3 separate regions of the Mus musculus genome follow, and all the other regions are linked to region 2. The links are chromatin loops, found by intact Hi-C in ENCODE. Cell type or tissue: gastrocnemius. All regions are shown on one strand.

The links. A loop is a pair of places that touch in the nucleus more often than their neighbours do. Peaks named below come from ENCODE experiments on the same cell type or tissue, not always from the same donor. Only the 100,000 strongest peaks of a DNase experiment are listed, where the experiment ranks them.
Region 1: it touches region 2 in a loop (6-fold over the local background); 41 of 42 quality-filtered maps call a loop at or near these places.
Region 3: a loop joins it to region 2, with 2.7 times the contacts of the local background. A loop is called at or near these places in 5 of 42 quality-filtered maps.

The regions. Positions count from the first base shown.
Region 1 is chr19:41,760,356-41,768,355 of GRCm38, forward strand. It overlaps Arhgap19 (Rho GTPase activating protein 19), which reads right to left. Exons shown (of 12, transcript NM_027667.3): 12 at 6,233-8,000. Among named protein-coding and RNA genes, the nearest start is that of Gm19424, 17 kb to the left of the region's middle. In gastrocnemius, CTCF peaks have their summits at 1,332 (motif pointing left) and 4,802 (motif pointing right); DNase peaks (open chromatin) are centred at 1,348, 2,201 and 3,717.
Region 2 is chr19:41,652,862-41,660,861 of GRCm38, forward strand. The region is part of intron 4 of Slit1 (slit guidance ligand 1); the gene reads right to left. Among named protein-coding and RNA genes, the nearest start is that of Gm34116, 34 kb to the right of the region's middle. In gastrocnemius, a CTCF peak has its summit at 3,305; DNase peaks (open chromatin) are centred at 213, 3,311, 7,636 and 7,936.
Region 3 is chr19:41,866,687-41,874,686 of GRCm38, forward strand. Rrp12 (ribosomal RNA processing 12 homolog (S. cerevisiae)) reads right to left here. Exons shown (of 34, transcript NM_199447.2): 22 at 7,843-7,923; 23 at 7,550-7,655; 24 at 7,057-7,164; 25 at 6,223-6,380; 26 at 5,047-5,138; 27 at 4,736-4,903; 28 at 4,449-4,618; 29 at 4,124-4,249; 30 at 2,084-2,133; 31 at 20-86. Among named protein-coding and RNA genes, the nearest start is that of Frat2, 23 kb to the left of the region's middle. In gastrocnemius, a CTCF peak has its summit at 3,440 (motif pointing left); no DNase peak of the experiment used is centred here.

The sequences.
Region 1 (8,000 bases), 110 kb after region 2:
GCCACCCACAAGACCAGGTGAGGCAGTTCACACTTGCTGAGCATTGTGGGATGCCAGACACCTGTCAATCACAGACCTTAGTGCCTTCCCATTACTCCCCATCCCCGACCTGAGGAGCTGGGAGGAGGTTCTCTGTGGGGTAGGGGTGGAGGTGATGAGACCTGCAGGTGAAAAAGACTTGCCCTCACATACCAGGAGCACAGTGCAACATGAGATAAAACTATGGCTGCTGACCCTCTTTCTCCTTCAACAGCATGGGTGGGTGTGCCCACTGCCCATCACTTCTCAGACACAAGATAAAGGTTCTCTGTGGTTTCAAACCACAGAGCTCAAGGGATGACTGTATCCAGGAACTCAGGCTCAGTCAATCCTCCACTTCCCCATCCAGGAACTCAGGCTCAGTCAATCCTCCACTTCCCCACCCAGGAACTCAGGCTCAGTCAATCCTCCACTTCCCCATCCAGGAACTCAGGCTCAGTCAATCCTCCACTTCCCCATCCAGGAACTCAGGCTCAGTCAATCCTCCACTTCCCCATCCAGGAACTCAGGCTCAGTCAATCCTCCACTTCCCCATCCAGGAACTCAGACTCAGTCAGTCCTTCACTTCCCCATCCAGGAACTCAGGCTCAGTCAATCCCCCACTTCCCCATCCAGGAACTCAGGTCCAGTCAATCCTTCACTTCGCATCTATCTCTGAGTCTTTTCCTCTCTCTATAATATGGCTTTATGTTCTCAGCCAGCTGCCCCAGGAGGAAAGAATAGTAGCCACCAGAGAAGCTCTGGTCTCATAGCCAAGAGCCAAAAAGAGCAGGGATTGCCTCCTTTTTCCCAGCTTGAGGTCCACTGGCTAAGCCTGGATCCTATACTGTCTCCTCCGGCTAGCCATTGAGAGTCAGAACCCAGAGTGTTTACTTCCAGGCTCTGTGGGCTACGCAATGCAGCCTCTCTGTGATCCCTTGTGCCTCTCCCCATGGGCCAGCCATAGGGACCCTAGTTCTACTTCACTGGTTCCTTGAGACCATTCACTTATTCAGGTAGTACCTTAGTGCATACTTACTATAGGATGAGCATCGGAGTTACAGAACGGAGCTAAGAGGCCCAGTTCCTGACCTTGTAGAGTGTTCAGACTGGCTCTAACAAGATAGACAGACATTACACAGACAAATGAGAGAGAGAGACAGACAGAGAGACAGAGACAGAGACAGAGACAGAGAGATGGGAAATATTCAGTACCAAACAACTTCTTGTACTTTCTGTTTGCCTTTGTCAAGCAAGCTCCCTTCTTGGCCGAAGATCCCCAAACATAAAGAGCAGCACCAGCTCGGCCCCTGGTGGCCAGACTGTGACATCACTTCCTGGGGACAACCGCTGGAGGTTGTAAAACTCTCAGCCGCCAGCATGTGGAAGACTCCATCCTTACCTACCAGAGGCCTCTCCGGCTCTCTTACGGTGTACGGTTTCTTCAGGGAGAGGAGGCCCTTCTGCTGCTGAAAGCCCATCCCCAGCTCCGCTGTGGCCAGCTGCCCGTCTTGTTACCTTCTGCACTTCTCTGGAAATGCTAAGCAGAGCCCACCAGCGCTAAGCTCTCTCTCCTAACTGTGCAGGGCAGTCTGTCCTAGCCCAGAGGCAGCACAGGCCTAACAGTGCAGTGTCAACCGTGTGTCCCCATAGACACCTTCCCCATCAGGATGAGACCCACGAGACAGCAGAGCCGCAATCAACCCCAAGAAGGAGATAGTAACTTAACGGTAAGGGGAGCCCCCCTGAATCCAGCCTTCGGTTTCTGTGGTTGGAACAGCGAGGCCTCCAGTCCAGGCTGCATCCTGTAAAACAAAGCTCTGATTTTCCTGGCCAACCAGTACTACTACTTCAGCTCACGGCTCCTTCAAAGCTGCTTCTAGGATAGGGGCAAATGGTCAAACTAGTAAATTTTCACAAGCACCGGATCTACTGCTGACTGTGGGTGACTCTTAAGATGAGATCCCTGGTCAGAAACATGCTGTGTGGAACAGCATGCTGGTGACACACCCTGCGTACCTTGTGCACACAGATGGGCTGGCAGAGGTGTTTCAGAAGGAATGGCCAATAAGCACCTCTCACTAGGACATAACATGCTCCCTCCATGGTGGAAGAGGTCCCGTGTGACCGACTAGCCAGCAGGCGGCGGCTGAGTGGTCACCCTCCCCAGAATATCTGCATTTCCTTCCCTCCCCCACTCACTCAGCGCCAAGGCTGAGCTACTAGCCTCCACCCTTAGGCCGATCACCAGCGCTCCTGTGACAGAAAGAACTCTGCCTCTCGGGGACATCTCCTCATTCTTTTTTTTTTTTTTAAAGATTTATTTATTTATTATATGTAAGTACACTGTAGCTGTCTTCAGACACTCCAGAAGAGGGCATCAGATTTCGTTACAGATGGTTGTGAGCCACCATGTGGTTGCTGGGATTTGAACTCGGGACCTTTGGAAGAGCAGTTGGCGCTCTTAACCACTGCATCTCCTCATTCTTGTTACAGAATGGAGACACGAGGGTGGCAGAGGCCAGCAAGGACTCACAATAGGATGGAAGGACTGGCCTTCAGTGTAGGCTGACAGTGTAACAAGGAAGGCTTTCTTAAGTTTCCAGCTAACAGCTGAGGCTCCTTCATATCACCGCAGGCCTTTATTTCCTTAATTGAAGAAAATGGTCCTCACAAGAAACACTTGTCACTTGCTAAGTCCTAAAAAGTTATTAGTTATGGTCCAGCAAGATGGCTCAGCAGGTCAAGGTGCTTGCTGCCAAGGCTGACGACCTATAGTCACTCCCCATTCACAGGGTAGAAGGAGAGAATTGACTTCACCAGGCTGTCCTCTGGACATCCACATACATGTCAAGGTGTGTGTGCATGCATACGCACGAGCACACACGCATGTGCGTACACACACACACACATAAAGAAATGTAATTTGAAAACTGGTAGTTACTACATACAAGATATCAGGTTTCATTGTGACATTTACACACATACATATCTTTATACTGTTTATGCTCGCCCGCCCTCACCCCCTCCCTCACTCCCCACCCCCCCATCAGTGACCTCAGTTGGTCCCTTTGCTCCTCTAAAACCACTCCCCTTCTGTTCGCTACTATTACATCTTAGTGCCTAAGCTTTAAATGTGCACATTAACTTGTTGTTAAAGATGTATTTATCATACATAAGTACACTGCAGCTGACTTCAGACACATCAGATCCTATCACAGATGGTTGTGAGTCACCATGTGGTTGCTGGGAATTGAACTCAGGACCTTCGTAAGAGCAGTCAGTGCTCTTACTCACTGAGCCATCTCACCAGCCCAACTTGTTGCCTTTTAACAGAGTGTCCTCTACATGGGCATTAGCCTGTAGGACAGGAGGAAACAGGTGTGTTATTCTAGACTAAGGAGTGTTTATCTGTGTGTGTGTGTGTGTGTGTGTGTGTGTGTGTGAGAGAGAGAGAGAGAGAGAGAGAGAGAAAGAGAGAGAGAGAGAGAGAGGACAATTTTTAGGACTGAGTCCCCTCCTTCCACCTGGTATGACAACTCATCTGGTCTAGGCAGAATTTTTAATTGTGTGGGATATATCCAACTCGGTTCACTTCTGTCTAAAATAAGCCAAAGACAGGACGATTTCAGGGCTTCCTCCACCCTTTCTACAGCTTACTGTCTAATGCGTTGAGTGAAAGGTCGCTTCCGCCACCTAGTGGCCAAAATGGTGATTACAGACACACTGGACCACTTTATGCCTGAAGGCTACATGTAGTTAGTCCGTTGAGTAAACACTAGAAATTAAATATGGGCTTTCTGACTTGAGATATAATGTCTGTGAAGATGTATGCTATATCTTGAAGACTCGGTGTGGAAAAAAAGTTAAAATATCCCACACTTTTTTCTGCTGACTTTTGACAATGGGAGGTGGAGGAAGTATGGGGGCCATAAGCGAGGAAGGGAAGGAGGGAAGGAGGAAGGGAGGGAGGGAGGCAGCTGAACGAGACCTCTAACCTCTTCCTTCCATGAGTCAGGTCACATGACACACACAGAGCATCCATAGACTGGAAGCACTCTGAAAGCCCATCAGGATCTCTCTAGCTTACTGTGTACACAGAGGCTGGACACCGGCACCCTGCTCGAACAAGATCCACTCTCCCCCCCCCTTGAGACAGGGCTCTCCCGAAGCCTGGAACACACCAGCAAGATCCACCTGTTGGCCCATCCTGCCTCAGCACTGTGATTACAGGTCCCCAAGTCCACAGTGGCTTTGACATGGGAGCAGGGGACCTGAACTCAGTGTCTGATGCTTGCTCAGTAAGCATGCTTGCCCACCGGCCCTCTCCCCCACCCACCCCCACTTCCATCTGCTCCTCTGATACTTACATTTACGGTGATTACATTTGTGACTCCTTTTTTAACATTAGATATCATGTTTGTAATATATGCAGTTATGTTCCATGGATGTTTCAGACAAGAGACTGCATACTACAGTGGTCCCAGAGTGTCCCAGAGCTGAAACTGCCACGGACTAGGGAAGTCATAACTGTTAGCCACCCAGTGGTATGTTATGAAATCACTGATGATTCTGGAGGAAAACAATCTACTTTGCCACAAGCCTTATGAAAGGGTAACCCACAACAACTATGAACAGTACACACATTCATTATGAGGGACTGCTCAGCACGCCATACTTTTTATCATTATTTTTTTAAAAGATTTATTTATTATATGTAAGTACACTATAGCTGTCTTCAGACACCCCAGAAGAGGGCATCAGATTTCATTACATGTGGTTGTGAGCCACCATGTGGTTGCTATTTGAACTCATGACCTTCAGAAGAGCAGCCGACGCTCTTAACCGCTGAGCCATCTCTCCAGCCTTTCTTATCATTATTTTAGGGACGAGGACTCTACTATTAAAACAAAACAAAAACCTTTCTGTAAAGCAGCATGGCCCACCATGCCAGGAGCATCCTCATACTCGATTTCCTGTGTCTCCTGGGGCCACATATGTCAGTACACTCTATGATGGCACACAACAGCAAAACTGTATAATGGTGCACTGCTCAGAATGAATTCTTATTTTGGTTTTAGTTTGTTTGGCCTTGTTTTGTTTGTTTGTTTGTTTGTTTTGTTTTGTTTTTTTCTGATACGGGGTTTCTCTGTGTAGCCTTGGCTGTCCTGGAACTACCTCTGTACACCAGACTGGCCTCGAACTCACAAAGATTAGTCAGCCTCTGCCTCCCCACCACCCAGCTCTTAGAATGTATTCTTGTCAATAAACAATGCACACCTATTTCATATTACACTTTTATCTCAGGCTATTTCTGCCCCCTCTGAGCCACTGCCATAGATTCTGATCATAAAATGTGATAACGTCAACTGTCTCGAGGACAGATGTGTCCAGAGTGCCCCAGCTGTGCCCATGTGGATACCTGAAGTCTTCCAAGTTCCTCTGCACTAGCTCTTTCAGCACACTGGCCCTGGACTCGTCACTCACTAGCTCTTTCAGCACACTCCTCTGGCCTATGATGGCTTCCTTTCTTTCTCTTCTGCCCACAGATTTGGTTTGACTGAATTCATTGTTCCTTAATATCAAGCCACAAAGCATAAAAACAACCTAAAAGGGAGTTGGGTGTCCTTTGTAAAACAGAGCCTGTTGGGGGCACATAGCCCAAGAGCTACTTCCACTCAATATGGAATAACTCAGAGCAAGTCAGCAACTTAGACAACCTGCACTCCTCAAGGAGTGGGGCCACCTACCCTGGGGCTCAAAGCTGTTGTTTTAGTTGTGGTTGTTTTGGTTTTTGAGACAAGATCTCTCTAAACAGCCCTAGCCTCCCTGGAACTCCATATGTATAGAGCAGGCTGGCCTTGAACTCACATAGATCCACTGCCTCTGCTTCCCAAGTGCTAAGATTAAAGATGTTATGCTACCATGCCCAGCCTCGGCCTTGTTTTGTTTTGAAAGAATCTTGTTTATGTCTAGGCTGGCCTCAACTCGTCCCTAGTATTCTGCCTCCCACGTACTAGGATTAGAGATGTGTGCTACCTCATCTAAGTAAATTTCCATCAGCCAAAGCCTCACTCATCCTGAACCCACCCACATCCCCTCCCTCCATTAGAAAACCCAGGACGAGCCCTTTGTAGAGTATCAAGTTCCTTAGGACAGGAAGCTACCTCTCTTCAAAGCAACGTGAGCCAAGAGACCAGTCAGAACCCACAGATATGAAACAGAAAAAATTTAATTCAGAATATTACATGAATATAAAAGACAATATATATGATTGTTTCTTTACAATTACATATATATATGCAAAATAATAAAAAATAACAAATAGGTACAACCTTCTCCTAAGAAACCTTTTGGGGGTCGAGTGAGCAAGCAAATGAGCGAGCGAGCACACAGAGCGTGCACAGGCACGCCTTGCTGAAAGGCCTTGGGTGAGAGCACTCCTTCTCTATAGCCTCTGGACCAAGCATGTCAGGGGCATGCTCAAAAGCTCTTCAGCATGGGCTGTGGCCTCAGGAACTCCAGTTTCCATGGTGACAAAGCACTCAGGTTATTATTTATCCTCCATCTCCTCACTGCCCTACCTCCACACAGCTTTCAGCACTGGCTGCCTAGTAAAGCCAGCTTTTTGACAGGGAGTCTGACATCAGGCTACCAGGACTAAGGTCACTCAAAACCTTCATCTTAGGAAGCCAGATTCTCTGCAAACTCTGGGACAGTCCTGCTGGTTTAGATCTGGACCCTCACTTCAGTCTGAAGACTTTAGAGTGTAGGAGAGCAGGGATGATGCTGTCTCCAGAGGAAAGGATGTCACAGAAAAGAGACCTCAGCACACAACCTGCCAGTCAGCATCCTGTGCTGCCTCATCCCCCAGGGTGTTTCCTCATCACTCCTGACTGACTCTGGGAGGACCTTCAGAGTATAGCACATGCTGTGTGGAGGGACCACTGTGGGTTCCCTCAGGCCCCATCAGCTGTGCTTCTAGAATGTTCCAGCACTTGGTTCTAACCAATACTGTCTCCCACCTGTGCCCTACACAGTGCATGTGACATGGGGAATGGGGGGACAGGGCGGGGGCGGGTTCAAACCTGATCACTGGTCTCAGTGAGAAAATCCACTTCTGTGGAACGTCAGAGAAAGGGCCCACAGCCTCTATTCATTTACCTAGTGCAGATACAGATCAGATAGGATCTGTCTCTTCATAGTTGGCAACAATAACCACCAGATGACACTTTGACACAACATCAAAGCCTATGACGATTAACCCAGAAAGAAAAGAAAGGTTCTGTCACAAAGACTACGCCAACATGGAAAATAAATATAATAAAAACCCTTAAGACACAGGTCAGCTAGGCAGTGACTACACTCACGCCTTTAATCCCAGCCCTGGGGAGGCAGAGGCAGGAAAACTCTGAGTTCGAGGCCAGCCTGGTCTACAGAGTGAGTTCCAGGACAGCCAGGACCACAGAGAAACCCTGTCTCAAACAAACATTAGTTAAAAACATTAGTTAAATACTGGCTCAAAACAGCAACTGTACGCCTTGTCAGAAGGACGGCAGCAACCTTCTGTGACGACGATGGAGCTTCTGTCTGCGTTTCCAAGAAGATACCACAGGTTACAAAGCCACATGTTACAAGACTCAAAAGGTTATGCTTTTCCTCAAGTCTATTCTGCACTGGATCACAGCTTCTACAAGAAAAAATGACCTAAAATACCCTTACAGCAAGTAATGACTATCCAATAAATAAATGAAATCCACATTCCCAAATGCACGTGGTAACTCACTGCCCAAGAGGCCAGCCACAGAGAGCAAGCGCATGGGGCACCTCTCTCTCACCCAGACCATCCCTGGGCATCGCTTCCCTCTACCCACACTAGGCTCCTCAGTCCCGCGCTCTCTCTTTCTTGCTCACAGAGTGTGTAACTCCTGGCTGCATCAAGGCACTGCTTGGCTTGCATCCCTGCATAGTGCTACATTCCA
Region 2 (8,000 bases):
GTCTGGGTGGGTTCTAGTTGCTTTGTCAGCTCTGGCTGAATGAGTAAATGGTAGTTAGGAGTTTTCTGTCCTGGCAGACACTGGGACGCTGTCCCCAGTCACCTCCCCTCTGGGCAGAGGATGGTTAGAGAGAAGCTCCCAGTAGCTGTGATCAGCACTGGCAGGGCCCCCATGGTTGGCCAACCCCAATGAAGCATAGCAGAGAGCTCTCCACGGCCCTCCGTGGCCCTGGCTTCCCCTCTGTTTTGCTGTAAGCAAGCTGTGACTGCTGGAGGATGGAGGAGACAGAACCAAGTGTCTCGCCCGGTCCTGAACTAGGCTGGCTCTGATTCCAAGTCTACTCTGGGGGATCACAGAGCAAAAGAAAGCCTGGGCCCCTTGGGAACCACGCCACAAGCCAAGGCTCTATGCCCTGCAGACTGTTCAGTCCCAGCTAGCTCCCTGCTGAACCTAGCAATTGTAGGAGAAACCCAGGTTAGACCCCCAATTTCTTTAGAAATCAGATCAACTCTTCTTTTTGTCTTGGTTGTTTGTTTTTGAGGCAACTGATGATACAGTTATCAGTGGGCAATTGAAGGATGAGGTAGTGAGAGCCTTCAGGAAGGAGAGACAGGACATGGCCGACCGTAGGTGTTTCTGAACCTACATAGTGTTAGACCCTCGGCTACACTGTCTCCCCTGTTCTATGTGTGAAATGCATAGGCTCAACCAAATGCTCTCTAAGCATCCCACCAGTGGGACCCCTCACATGTGAGGGCTCAGAGACACGCTGTGGCCTGAAGGTAACCTCATGCCTCCCTGTGCTGGGGCCTAGTCACAGAAATGACGGTGCTGGGAGATGGGGCCTACAGGAGGGGTACACCAGGGACAAGCTCTCAGGAACAAGATTGGAATGTAATGGATGAAAGCCCCAGAGAGCTGGTGTGAAGGCCAAGGACCTGACGAAAGGGATTCCCATGGTGGATGGAGAGAGCTGACTTCTGCAAGTTGTCTTCCAACCTCCATGTTGTGTGCCATGGCACAGGTACCTCTCCTCCAACACACTCAGACACACTGGCACACACAGATATACATACAGACACACACAGATACACACAGACAGACATACACACACAGACCCAGACTTAGACAGAAACACACACACACACACATAGACACACATACAAACACACACACACAAACATACCCACACAAACATACCCACACACACAGACCACCCCCACAGATACACACACAGAGACATACACACACAGAGACACCACACAGACACACACACACACATAGAGATACACACATACACACACAGACACATACACACACAGACATACACACACACAGACACACACACACAGATACACACACAAACACACACAAAGATACACACAACAGATCCCCCACAAACACACACACACACACAGAGACACATACAGACACACAGAAATACATACACACAGAGACACTCACACACAGACACACACACAGAGTAAGTAAATTAATGCAATGGAAAAATTGTAAAAGCAAAGATGCCTTGCACAGTTGCCAGCCCCAACGCTGTTAGAGGACACAATGATGTCTGATTCCCGGGAGTCTGAGTGCAGGCCTTCCTCACACACCAAATTCTGAATCTTGACACCGAGAACCATGAGAAATAAGTTCCTGTTGTTAATGAGTCATCCAGCCTGAGATGTTTCATTACAGTAGAGTGAATAGATTCAGACACATGTTCTGTGAAGGGCTTGGCTCTTTGACCAAGGCCCTTGAGATCCTTGAAGTGAGGGACCAATGTTAACAGGCATTGGGAGGTGGTAAGAAGATACAGTCAAGCCACTAGCCGCCTTTGACCACAGGGAAGCAGGGAGGTTCAGAAAAGATAAAGGCAGGCAGGGAGGTGTGCCCTAGAGAATGTGGGGTACACAGGGAGGTTTGCCCTAGAGAATGTGGGGTGCACAGGGAGGTGTGCCCTAGAGAATGTGGGGTGCACAGGGAGGTGATGCCCTAGAGAATGTGGGGTACACAGGGAGGTGATGCCCTAGAGAATGTAGAGTGCGCAGGAAGGTGGTACCCTAGAGAATGTGGGGTGCACAGGGAGATGTGCCCTAGAGAATGTGGGGTACACAGGGAGGCAGCAACTCCAGGCAGCCCCTCAGCACAACACAGCAGGCAGCTCACCCCAAGGCAGAGCCTGAGAGAGAGTCCCAGGCCGCTCCCCACTATCCACTTAATCCTCTCCTCAGCCAGGCAAGAAAGGCTTGTTATGTGTATTGATTAGCCAATCAATTCCACCCAGGCCTGTTCCATGCAGACTTTACAGTAGCTTGGCGGGATTTACAGATCAGCAGGAGAGCAGGTGGGAGGGCTCAGCAGAGAAGAAACCTCAAAGGCAGGCTCTCTGAATGTGCCCCGTGATTCACAGGCATACCAGCCAGGGCAGAGTAGGGGCTCAGTGCTTCCTGAGAGCCAAGGAAGGGGGGTCAGCAGCACACATGATCTATGTGTAGTCTAAATGGATCCGAGTGTCAGGAGTCCAGCTGTTTGGGCACTCAGATGAGACAGGAATTCTCCCGGGAGTCTTTATTAAAAAAAAAAAAAAAAAAAAATCAGCCGGCAGCATGGCCTCAGCAGTAACACTGGATCCTTACAATAAATGGGTTTTAAATGCTTCTTATCACAGCACTGGGTCAAAGTGTGTCTCAGGAAATCAATTCTGCAGGCTCTCATACCAGGAAGGAGGACAAGGGATAACTGGGAGGCCTGGCACAGCCTGGAACAACTGGGTCAAGGCAGAGCCTGCTAAGACTGGCCAGAGAGGTTGATGGCCTCCGACTGAAGCTCCCAGAGTGCAGAGCAGATAGAGTGGAATCCTGAGGGCTTTGGGAGAGATGGGGAGGTAACCCCCCTTAGGAAGCCCAGACTGGCCCTGGCCAGTCAGTCCACAGCAGGAACCTTCTTTCCTGTTTAAATGACCAACTGGAACAGTTTACAAACCCAGAAGAGATGGTATGAAGGCCATCAGGAATGGCAAGTGTTGGTCAGTCTCAAAAAAAAAAAAAAAATAGATGAAGATTGCTGACATCAAAGGAAGCAATGGGAAGATTTCTGGGTTCAACTGTCTCTGCCGCGCACCAGCCATGGGCCCAGAGAACCCAAGAGGGCTTTGTGGGATGGACGTTGTCTGTCATGCAAGACCTGGTGAGATCCCAGGAGTGCACAGCTTAACCTTTAAACCTCATTTCCATTTGTCTGTATTATGGAAGCGGGGCTTTTGTCCCTCCTTTCCCCACACGGCATCACAGTTGTTCCCAGAGTGGCCACTAGGGTGTGCCAGAAGCCTTCCCTGTATTTGCTATACAGCTGCTACGGTCTCACTTTTTGCTACATTTGACTTGCCCCGTGACACTTCTGTGGTCTTTTGTCACCACTCACGTCAACCCCCCCCCCCCCCAGCTAAAGTTGCTCATCTCTGCTTGCACGTGGCCTGTTGGAGATCCTCTCAGCACAGCCTGGGCCTTTCCCAGCCCTCATCCTTCTGTGCTTCACAAACTCAGGGCACCCAACCTTTCTCCATGGTGTTTCACAGGTCCCTCAAAACGAGTCCCTCATCACTGGCTGGGAGGATAACAGAGCCTGACCAAAGGAAGAGGTTTCTGATAAGGGGGTCAGAGGGGCCAGCAAATGCTGGAGAGTCAAGGTATAACGGAAAACACCCACAGTGTATGTCCCTGGTGAGGCATTCAGCAAGAGCTGGCTGGGTCACATACATTATGGGGCATTGGGCATCATGAACCTAAAACCCTTCTGCTTTCTTATCTCTGTCTACACACCTTTCCCCTAGTTTCCAACTGTTCCTTCACCTACACATTCCAGTATATGCACGAGCGGGGGCAGGCAGGCGTGCGGGGACACACACACACACACACACACACGCAAGCCTCCTGTTCAGCACCAATTCAAAATAGCAAATACAAGCATATTGGGTTTGCGTATGAATATTTAATTACCACCCATCTCTCCCTAATCCACCAATGGCAGACATCGCTCTTGCTCCCAGAGTATCCTGAAGTTGGCGCACTCACTGCAAAGGCAATGTAACCATAACTGAACGGAACCAATGAGGATACTCAGTGACCCTCCCACGTCCTGGCCGGAGCGAGGGATCAGCACAAGGACGCAGCTCCAGGGATGCAGACACGGGGCAGGTAGGAGTCTCTGCACTCCTGGAGCCCGCAGTCTCTGTTCTGATCTGTCATGCAGATCAGATGCCTCCTAAAAGTCAAAGCAGCACAGAACAAGAAACTGGTCTTGTGGATGATGTCATCTTGACTCTGTTCTTCCCTTCCCATATCTAGATGGAACACTGTGCGCCTAGCAAGGGATCTGGGCAGCCACTGAGGAAGGTAAGAGTCTATCCTGGGAAGCCCCAGAGAAGGGGATCTGTTCTAAGAAATATGGTATGAGTTCTATAGGCAGAGACTCCCCAGGTTATCCTGTATCCCACCCCTAAGGTCCTAGGACTCTGAGGAGGCAGCTTTCCACCCCCAGTCATCCCCCACTGGGTATGGGAGCCCTTCTGCCCATCCCTGACTTAGGCACTGTCCCCAAGTGCCTGTTACAGCCATACTCCACACTCTGACAAGCAGGGGAGCGAAGGTCGGGACCCCATGTTCTTACTGCAAATCCCCATTAGCTCCAACCTCTAACTGGTCTCAGCAGGCACACTGCCTCTGAGGGGATTAGTGGGGCCCTGTTGGGGCAAGGCATTGGGCATCAGCCAAGGTTTCACTGAGCTCTGGGCTCTGACATGGATCTGCTGCCCCACTGCAAAGCTCTTTATTTTGTGGCTCTTCAAGCCGCAGGGGGCTTCAGCACAGTACAGCGTTCCAGCGCACTTTATCCGTGGCTTTCTGGTCATCAGACTGTAGACCTGGGCCTGGAGTACAGCGAGCCAGCCCTGCACGCACTGAGCTCCTTGGGCACGTATTTGATCCCTGGAGTGTGTAGGGGGTTGATTAGCCTCTTCTTCAGAAAGCACAAGTGGCGGTTGTGGTCGGAGCAGAGGAATGGGAGCCCTCAGCCAACACTGCTATTAGGTCATTGTCTTTGGGGCTCTGTGAGAACATGGAGCCTGGGGTTTGGGAATCCTACTAGTTTGAGCTGGTCTCCAGTCAAGGTCCACAGGAAATTCCCCCGTGTCTATGAGTGTGTGCCACTCACTCAGACTGCCACAGGTGGCTACTGTCCTGCATGACATTATCTCACACTGTTAGGTAGAGGGGATCAACTACCATGAACCCAGAGGAATGGCTACGCAGGCCACCCCTGGTACCTGCGCCAGTACCTTTTTGTTACTAGACAGGTAGATTTTCGCCTTGAGCAAGGTCTATAGCAAACTAGAGCATATTAAAGTTAGAGGGCTTCATCCGGCAGAGAAGTACGAATGCTTTGATGTCCCCACCTAGTGCTGAAGCAGACTGAAGCTACTGTGCCCAGACGTCACTTCAAAGCAGCGGGGTTCCAGCACCTCTGCTTTAGTGAGGGAGAAAGAAAAACAGCTCCTGACTTCTCTCCTGAGGCACAGGCTGCATGCAGGAAGGGGGGGGGGGATCTGCAGAGGTGGGTGTAACCACCTCCTTCACTTACTCTGCAGGCCTTTTCTGCAATGCAGCTGGGGTTGGGGGCAGGGGAGACACAGCCCAGCTCTGTTTAGCACAAGTCCACCTTTGGGTGTCTGGAGGTGCCCGCTACACACTCACTGTTTGCCAAGGAACTTGTTCTTACAGAGAGAGGGAGCCCCAGCCTATAATCTATAGTCATGGGGCTTACAACCGCCAAGTTCCTGGGGCAGTCTGGACATCACCACCATAGAGTGGCTGCTTTGAGTCTTTCTTCTTGTCCCCTCCTGTTTTCTGAGGGCCCAAGGGGCCCAGACACTGCCATCAGCAGAAACCTCCCTGCCTGCCCACCTGGGGCCACCAGCTCTCCTGTGCAGCTTTCAAGCACCCACCCCACCCAACCATTCATTCTGCAAAAACCTCACCAAACAAAAGACTAAGTGGCCTGGCTTGTTATACCGTAAACCATCCTGTGATACTGACTTGACCTTGGGTTGTTTGCTGGGCAGCTGTGAACATCAACTTCCACAAAAGAAACACCCCCAAAGAGATCTCCCCCGCAAGCAGCCTTCTCTCATAAGCTAACTGGCTCCGCCAAGGCAAGGAAGCTTTGAGGTTGGAGTCCCACTCAAATGAAGGATACCCAGGACACAAAACCATTCCATCTTATAATTCTGTGGACAGTCAGAAAGTGGCAAGCGTGGTTCCCAACCATGTGGTGAGAACACAGTACCAGATGTTGAGAGTGGCTGATAAGGTGGCCGAGAGGGAAAGGCTGAACTGGGAAGTGGGTACCATGGTCAGCAGCACTGGACTCTGGGGTGCACTTCCCAGGGTTTCTGGTATCAAACTCCATAGTTGGGTGCCACAGCTCCTGCGCTGGGCTCCAGAGACGTGACCTCCCAGTCACACGGGAGGACGGGAACGTGGCACTGGAGCACACAGACCTCAGAAAGTCAGGCCAAGGGAAGGGAGGTTGGGACTGAGTATGGGACCCTCTGGCAGAAGTCTGGTTGCCTTTCTTACCGTGTTTCAGGAAGGAATGAAGATGGCCCCCGGGTTGTGTTATAAAGTAAGAGGAAATCAGAGGAAAAGCTTTAAAAATGAAGACAGGGTAAGCTATCAAATAAGAGAACACAGGCCAGACGTGGAGGTACACACCTTTGACTCCAGCACTTGGGAAGCAGAGGCAGGTGCAGCTCTGTAAGTTTGAGGCTAGCCTGGACTATATAGCCAGATCCAGGGCAAGGCTATATAGTAAGACCCTGTCTCCAAAGGGGTGGGGACACCTGCTCTGCATGGGCCCTGGGGTTGTTATAGCGGGTTCCTCGAGTGAGGCCAAGCATTGGCTGATTCTGAGGCTAAGCTAGGAGTATGTCCTTCCATCCATCTGTCTGTTGCCCCACCCCACCCCCACCGTGCAGTCTCCACAAAGAGAAGGCTGTAATGAGGAAGAGCAAGGCTCTCTCTCACCTGTATCCTCAGAGGAGGCTGAGGATACAGGTCACCTCTCCAAGGCCAAGTCACAGATAAGCCAGTCAAGGGACCAACACTTTTCTTTGTTGTCTTTAACATTGATTTGTTGTTGTTTGTTTGTTTGTTTTTGGTGTTTTGTTTCATTGTTTTGTTTAACATTGTTAAACAACAAGAGCTGTTCCCTTGGTCATGTGGCCTAGGGACTCTGGTTGCTTGTCCTGGCTCCCTACAGCTACAGTGGGTAAGCCGGAGACAGGTTCCCCTAAGTCCAAACACCAAGAGCTGGGGCAGAGAGCAACAAAGCCGGGTCTTCAATACTGTGAGAAACTCAAGCCAGGAGACTCCCAGAGAGTTAAAGAAATCAGTCAGTTTGACGAATCGATCTTTGGACAAATCGGCCAATCCATGAATTGCCTTCGGCAAATTGGCTTTTAGCAAAATGACATTTGGTAGATTGTTCTGTTTCTGACACAGCGATGCTTTTACAGGGCAATTATGCGCACAGTCCCAGCCTGGCACCAGGGCACAGAAACCATTCTGCAGATGGTAGACCCACCCACCTCACACACTGCTCAGTGCTTAGATGAGCTGAGCCAACGTGGGGGTTAGAGCACCGAGGAAGACGCATACTGCCCTGCCTGCACATCCTCCCTGTGGCCTCTTCCTTCACTCAGCTCATTTTGACAGAGAGCAGATTCTTCGGACAGCACCGAGCCGGGGAAACAGGGGCTAATACAGTTTTTGAGGAAAGAAAGCCAAGCAAAGGAGCAACAGGGCCCAGTAAGGAGAACCTATGCTGTGCACCAGGAGGCTCTGCACCAGGCAGGTGGCCAAGCTGCAGCAGTTGACAGGTCTGCGCTTCTTCGGCAAGAAGCTGGGACTCTGGCCAGTGTAGTGGGGCAGCCAATGCCAGGA
Region 3 (8,000 bases), 210 kb after region 2:
GTAAGAAAGGATAGCTTACCTTGGTACCGAGGTGGGATCTCCAGCTCATCCTCCTCGTCCTCCCTCTGCCGCTTAAGCTTCTTTTTCTATAGAAAGATGCAACAAGCCGGGGAGCAGTGAGCAAAGGGCCAGGACTACACCACTAATGAGGGCGGGAGGGAGCAGGGGCGGGAACAGAAGCAGTCACCTGCCTTGGTGACAAAGGCCCTCTGCCAAGCTCTCAGCCCCAATTGCACACAAGTGCAAGCCCACAAAGGGAGAGTGATGATCTTATATTACACAGCTGGGGCGGGGACAGGGCTCTCTCCTGCATTCTCACAACTAGATTTCCCTCTTCACAACCCCAATGCTGTTGAAGGAAGATGGAAACCCGATATCAGCCAGGTTCCACCTCTTTCCCTCATCAGTACCTGGGTAGGTGGAGGACCCTGGGCCAAGCTATTCATTACAGTCCCTCAATGGACAGTAGGTTCACAGAAGTTATAAGTCAATGAAGGATAAGTATGATACCAATATTAGAAAAGCATGGGAAGAGAAGACCTGTCACAGGGCAGCCCACAGGGATATATGGGCTCAGGTACTAGCAATCAAGCAAAGACACTACATAATGGATGGGTTATCCAGGGGTGACCTAGCTCCCAAGGCTGGCTCCTATCCTGCGGTCTATGACACCGGCCCGGAAGCCTTCCAAGTCCACAGACGAGGTGAGAGGGCTAGGGGTGCCAGACCAAGGGATCAGACTGAACATGTGTGCAGTAATATGGATGCCAGGTCCGCTGGCTATAGCAAGAACTGTGGAGCTCTGGTAAGGACCAGAAACTGGAGATGTGGGACTCAGGCTGTACAACAGAGGATGATGGCTGAGCTTTATTAGCCAAGGCTAGCCCACTAACTGGTCTTCCACCAAGGATGTCGTGGCCCCAAGCATCTTATGCTCCGGAACCATGCGCACAGGAGGACTCAGCGACTGCCACAGAGAACTTTGGGATGCTGGAGGCAGGAGCTGACTGTAGGACCCAGCCACTATGTGGTCATCACTATACTGCTCTTGCTGCTTTAGGAGATGTCTGATCTTTCTATCTCTAAGCTGAGATCCATCTACAGAGGACTCTGGTCAGTCCTTGCGGGCCAGGAAGAAGAGGCAGCTGTCAACAGATCACCAGGACCCCTGTGAAGGTTCCAAAAATTCAGTGAGGCCTCACCCAGAATAATGTCCGGGGAATATGAACAATGACAAAGAACAGCTAAGACTCAGTCAGCACCACTAAGTACCAAGCTCTCTACACACCAAGGACTCTACACAGAACCCTAGACTGGAACCCTGGGAGCCTGGGTACAGTGACAGGCTCATTCACAGCAAAGTGAGACTGGACTGAGGCTGAAGCAAGAGTAGGAAGAGTAGAATGCAGACCAGGGAGAGACCTAGTAAGCAGAGCTGGGTCACCCAAGATGGCCTGCGGAGAGGGGCATCGCACAGGCGGGCAGCACATACCACATGATTCCCCTGGGGCATCCAGGAGATGTTCTTGCTCCTCACTCTCTCTTTACTCTGCATGGCTTTCCTACACGGTTCTCACTCAGTCTCCAACTAGCATCACTCCCCATACATTCTTTTTCATATATATTTAAATTCTGTTCATATGAGTGTTTCATTTGCATGTACGTTTGTGTTCCACATGTGTGCCTGATGACCATGGTGGCTAGAAGAGGGTATCAGATCTCCTGGCACTGGGGTTATGGATAAGTTGTAAGCCAACATCTGGGCGCTGGCAACCAAACCCTGGTCATGTATAAGAGTAAGAAGTACTCTTAACCCGAGTTACCTCTCCAGCCCTCTAATACCCTAACCCTAACCCCTGAGCCATCTCCCCACCTTCTGATATGTTCTTAACAATAAATTAGCTGTTTGCCAGAAGGCGACATGGGGCTGTTGATTACCTGTGTGCTCTACGCTGATGCTCTTTGCATGCCCGTCCACACTGCCCCAGTAATCTCGAGAACTGAGGGAGAAGGGCAGATGCATGCTCGTGTGTGGGGGACTGGGCATGGGAGCTCTGGGCCAGGCAAGGCCACAATTACTCACACTTCTCACACTGGCATCCTCCATCGCATCGGTCATGTCTTCATCTTCCCCTGGAGTCAGAGGGCAGACAGGCTCATGAGCATCTGGGCATCCCTAATTAACCGTATCCCATGTCCTCTCTTTAGCAGAAATACAAGACATTAACTCCAGTCCCAGAAAACTGCCCTCTTCAGACCTGTGCCTTTTTCCACAGGAAACCAAACTGCTGTCCCTCCTCCACTCCAACCATTTTGGTCCCTTCAAGATGTGAGTGACTTGGAGAGAGTCAGCCCCATGTCATACACGCCCTCGCTTAGTTAGCAAAAGGACAATTTTACCCTCCTAATCAAAAAGCTTTTTTGCGCTGGGCAGTGATGGCGTATGCCTTTAATCCCAGCACTTAGGAGGCAGAGGCAGGTGGATTTCTGAGTTTGAGGCCAGCCTGGTCTACAAAGTGAGTTCCAGGACAGCCAGGGCTACACAGAGAAACCCTGCCTCAGAAAACAAAAATAAATAAATAAATAAATAGCTTTTTTTCCTCACTCTGTGTACTGGCACCATGTGGGAATAATAGAAAAGTATGAAGCTGACCATCTGGAGGAAGAGATTCCAGCAAAGCAAAGCAACAGCCAGAAGACAAAGACAGCATGTGTAGGGGCTGAGAATGAAGCTCAGTGGAGCACTGTCCTAGCATGTACCAAGTGCTGGGTTTAGTCCCCAGCACTGCAGGAAAATAAACCAGCCAATGACTAAAGATGTACAGAAGAATAGCAACTGGCATGTGGGCGTTCTGTGCGGGATGAGGGCCAGTGGCTAGGGAACCCTAGAGACAACAGAAAGGAATAGTGTGGGATCGTAAGGAGCAGAGGGGGCTCCCCAGCCACAGGAACTGCGGGCATCAAGTCCGCAGGAAGGGTGGGAGGGAAGTGGAGAAGAGACAGTCTAAAGAACAGCACAAGCCACCTTTATATTAAGCACATACACGGGAGCCAGCAGACAAGCAGCAGGCAAGTGAGGGGCAAAAGAGTCTGTGTGAGGAAGTCAGGTGAATCAAAGGCACACAGCTCAGCAGCAAAAGCCGAGAAGCCAGAAGGCAGGTGCTCGCCCCACAGTCCTACGAATAGAATGCACTCCAGGCAATGCTCCGTTACTGAGTGGACACTGGGCTTGGGAAGGCTGGCACTCTCTTAGAAGGCATGGCTCTGCCTGTCACTAAATCAGCTTACGGTTCAGCTGGTTTCCATTAAAAACCAAACCATACCGAACTGAACAACAGAAAAGGAATAAGGAAAAAGAAGCAGAAGAGATGCTCACACCATGCACAGTGAGGGGGTTTCCTCAAGTTTTGTTTAAATCGTTGTATATATACTGCATTAAAAAAAAGTCAAAGGGCTGAGATCTGATGCCCTCTTCTGGGGAGTCTGAAGACAGCTACAGTGTACTTACATATAATAAATACATTAAAGGGGGGGGGGCTGGTGAGATGGCTCAGCAGGTAAGAGCACCCGACTGCTCTTCCAAAGGCCCTGAGTTCAAGTCCCAGCAACCACATGGTGGCTCACAACCATCCGTAATGAGATCTGACACCCTCTTCTGCTGTATCTGAAGACAGCTACAGTGTACCTACATATAATAAATAAATCTTTTAAAAAAATTTAAAAAAAAAAGTCAAGCTGGGCAGTGGTGGCACACGCCTTTAATCCCAGCACTCGGGAGGCAGAGGCAGGAGGATCTCTGAGTTCAAGGCCAGCCTGCTCTATAGAATTCCAAGACAGCCAGGGTTATATAAAGGAACCCTGTCTCAAAAAACAAAACAAAACACCAAAACAACAACAACAAAATTCATAAGTTAGTATAGAGAATATATGAAATAAAAATAAAAATGTGTGCTCAGGAGAATCTGAGGAGCCAGAATGTTCAGGGTGGCCTTATGGGTTAGCTTCTTAGATCGGTTTCTATGCTTCCTCAATAATGGTCACTATATGAATAGGCTAAAAGCCCTCAAGTGTATAAATGAGCATCATGCCAACAGAGCACCTGTTCCTCTGTGGAGACCCCTACCTTTAGTGCCATCTTCTTCCTCCACCTTGTTTCCATCTTCCTCCTCCCGTATGATCAGCCGGCCATCAGCACTCAACTTGAAGCCATGGTCCCTCTTCTTGCCCCGCCCAGGCCCAGGCTGGGTGGCTAGTGAAGTGAGGTGAGACAGGTCAGTCCTAGTCAACTCTTCCTCCCTCGGAGCCCCCCCAACACCAAAGCTCTCAACTAGGGGACTTTTAGCCCTTGCCCACAGGCCATCCTCAGAAGCCAACCCCTGCCTACCACCCATGAATCCAGCAACAGGGGAGGTCAACTCTGGGTTCCTAGGTCAGCTGTTCTTGCTCACCAAGGACTCGATGGGCCACCTTGGGATCCAGGAAGTTGAGGGGCTCATCGCCACCACCTTCCTTCAGCCATGCCCGGCTCCTCTGTCGTGCCAGCTTCCGCTGCTCCTTGCCCCGGCCTCTTTCTTCTTCCTCATCCTCATCCTCAGAGTCAGCCAAAATCTCCTCAATGCTAAATTAGAGAAGTCTAACATCAACGCACTCCTGGGACAGAGGGGACCTAAGGCACTGCCAGGACAGAATTTGGGTGGGGGTAGACTAAGGCCTTGGGGCTGAGCCATGGTCTTACCTGTCACCTTTGCTCTGGACAGGCTCCTCTTCCTCTTCCTCCTCTTCCTCCTCCTCTACAGCAGCCTGGCTCAGGGCACGATGCTTCTTGGCTCGGGTCTCAGCTTTCCTGATGTTTATCAGGACTTTGTGGTATTCTGCGGGTAGCAGACCCTTCACCAACTCGAATCTGAGTGGGACAGAGAAGAGTTGTCTAGAGGTTGCCAAGGACCCCTCCTCAGGGGCAGGAACTGTTCAGGAAGCTAACTTTCCCTGTGGCCCCTAAGAGACCAAGGGTCCCATCCTCCAACCCTACCCCATTCAAGCACAGACCCAAACTTGCGGGTGAACTTGATGAACAGGTTCCGAAGCTTCATCCGGAAGTGCCGTCGCATGTCATCTGACAACTTCCCAATGGCTTCCATCTAGCAGACAGAGCACCAGGGTGTCAGAGCGAGCTCGGGGCCTTCTGCCCTGCCCATCTGTCTTTGCTGTACAGACCAGTGTACAGTACAGCTGAGCCTAGCGAAGGGGAGGTACTGGCTGCCCTGTTCTCAGGCCACCGCTTCCCTGGCTCAACTCCGTTTCCTTACTCTGGAATCCCATCTTTCCTCTATGCCCTTTCACACCACAGCTGTGATTATCCTTCCGAGGCGACAACTGAACACCCTCCATGTGTCCTTCCCAGGGTTCTTTCACAGCAACTTGATGGGACAGAAACCTATACCAATACAGGCTCACCCGACTGCCAAGTGGCCATAGAGGCCCCACTTAACCCACTCAGTCCACTTTGCCAGCTACGACCCAGCATCCTGAAGTCACATGCTCCCTTTCTATCACGCAGTCGTGCTCATCCAGGCCCAGATGGTGACACATGGGAGTGGCAAACCTTATTATCTGTAAGGTCTGCCTGCAGTGGGGGCAGAGAACAAGGTCCCCACATACCCTTTAGTAGGATTCGGGAAGTTCTAAATATAAAGAGATCCAGTAGATCTCCACCCTAGCCTTGCCTTAAGCCTTTGGCTCCCAGTGAGGCTTCTGGAGAATATCTATCCCTGCTTTCTTCCTGGAAGCTAAGGTTTGACTCAGAAAAGATATGCAAAAGAGATCTGAGGGCCATGTGACTCTGCCAGCTGGAAGTGGAAACTGTTAGCAAGCAATTCCAGCTTGCAGGGAGTGTGTCCCTAATTTTCAGCTCCTCTGTGCCCTGGCAGGGATAGGAAGAGTGACCCTACAAAGAGCGAGTGCAGTCTTGAGACTAGACCTTGAAAATAAGTACCTGCCTGGTTCTCTATCTGTACAACATTGGAGAAGCCCTGTCCCTTGGCCTAAGAGACACTATAAGCATTGTGCCTTCTTTGTCAGTCAGCACTCTCCTACAAGCCCCTCTAAGGCTCCTTAATGTCCTTCTGCTGCTCAGAGCGTAGTGAAAACGCTCTGAACTAATATGCCCAGAGTCCCTCCCGCAGAGTCCATTCTTGCCCCCCAGTGAACACAATGGAGCCTCACCACTAGCTGCACATGCTTAGCAAGGTGCACCACGTCCATGACCACCACAGCAACCTTGATGAAGCCTAGCGCGGACTTGACCACATCACGGGTTCGAGAGGCCAGCAGCAGGCACACGTTCTCCAGGAGCTGCTCCACTGTGCTGGTCCCCATCAGCCCTGTGCACAGGGGCTGCTGTCAGATACCAGAGCCTCAAACCCAAGAGCCACCCACGGGTCCCCATCAGCCCTGTGCACAGGGGCTGCTGTCAGATACCAGAGCCTCAAACCCAAGAGCCACCCACGGGTCCCCATTAGCCCTGTGCACAGGGGCTGCTGTCAGATACCAGAGCCCCTCAAACCCAAGAGCCACCCACGGGTCCCCATCAGCCCTGTGCACAGGGGCTGCTGTCAGATACCTGAGCCCCTCAAACCCAAGACCCACCCAGGGGTCAGATGTTCTCAGGGCCTTTCTGGGTCTAACAGCTTGAACACCACCCATGGAGTATCCATACATCTTTTATCTTAGAGACTAGCAGGGGTTCTGAGAGGTTAGTAAAGATGCTCAAAGTTTGATGTGGTTGGTAAGAGGAGGGACCAGAACTAAGACATAGGGACAGGCCAACCCTCTTTCTGACCAATCTGACAAAAGTCCCAGGACACTGGGGCCTAAAGCTGATGGGTGGTGCGAATGTAAGGATGAAGGGAGAATGTTGTGGGAAGAGACTAGGAAGCAGACAGGCCGGGTTCTGGGTCTGTTTGCTGCATCCTGATGCTTTTCCCCATTCTGGCATCACCCTGTCCTGATGTTTGGAGCACTCTTTACCATAACAGCACCCTTCAGGTAAACACTTACCTTTGAACTCAAACAAGAGGTGGGTCAGAGCCAAAATGCTGCAACTAACTGTGGTAACTGCACCCAGAAGGCCAGGATAGATGAGGACAAGGTACCGCTGCAGAGCGTCTGAGGACAGAGAGTGGGACAGTTACTCGAAGACAGGGTGCTCAGGGATGGGTACTATTGGCCTTCAGTGCAGTCCACTCAAAGCCACAGGCAGAACAAGACAAGGCGTTCCCTCCACCTTTTCTCTTAAGACTGGACAGAGGCTTTAAGACTTTTCTCTCACTGGGCATGGTGGCGCACACCTTTAATCCCAGCACTTGGGAGGCAGAGGGAGGCGTATTTCTGAGTTCGAGGCCAGCCTGGTCTATAGAGTGAGTTCCAGGATAGCCAGGGCTACACAGAGAAACCCTGTCTCGAGAAACCAAAAAAAAAAAAAAAAAAAAGTCTTCTCTGGGCCAAGGCAGTTTGTCCACCCCAGCTCTCAGTCCACAGCCCACACTCTCACCTTCCTGGTTGGAGCCAAATCGCAGGAAAGCATGGCCCATCTCCACCAGCAAGGTAAACGCACTCTTCCTTGCACCCACTGACACCTCCTTGGTGCACAGGATCACCTGGCCAAACAGCCTTTGTCAGGACATGGAACTGAGGGGCAGCCTGGGTGAGCTCTTCACGCCTACACATGCACTAGGCAGTGAAGGGAGCGTGTGCTCCCACTGTTACCTACAGCCCTCCCTCCTCGGGCCTCTCTTGGAATCCACACTAAGAAACCACAACCCACATCCCTCCACAACCCCTCACCTCTGGGATGAGGGCAGCTATGAACTCCTCATGCTCAGCCGACAGCGTCTTCACAATATGTATGAGGCACTTCAAACGGGGCTGTGGGCACAACAACAACACCGGGGTCCTCCAGTGTCACCCTGACCCCTGGGCGTGCCTGTTGACGCCCTCCCTCC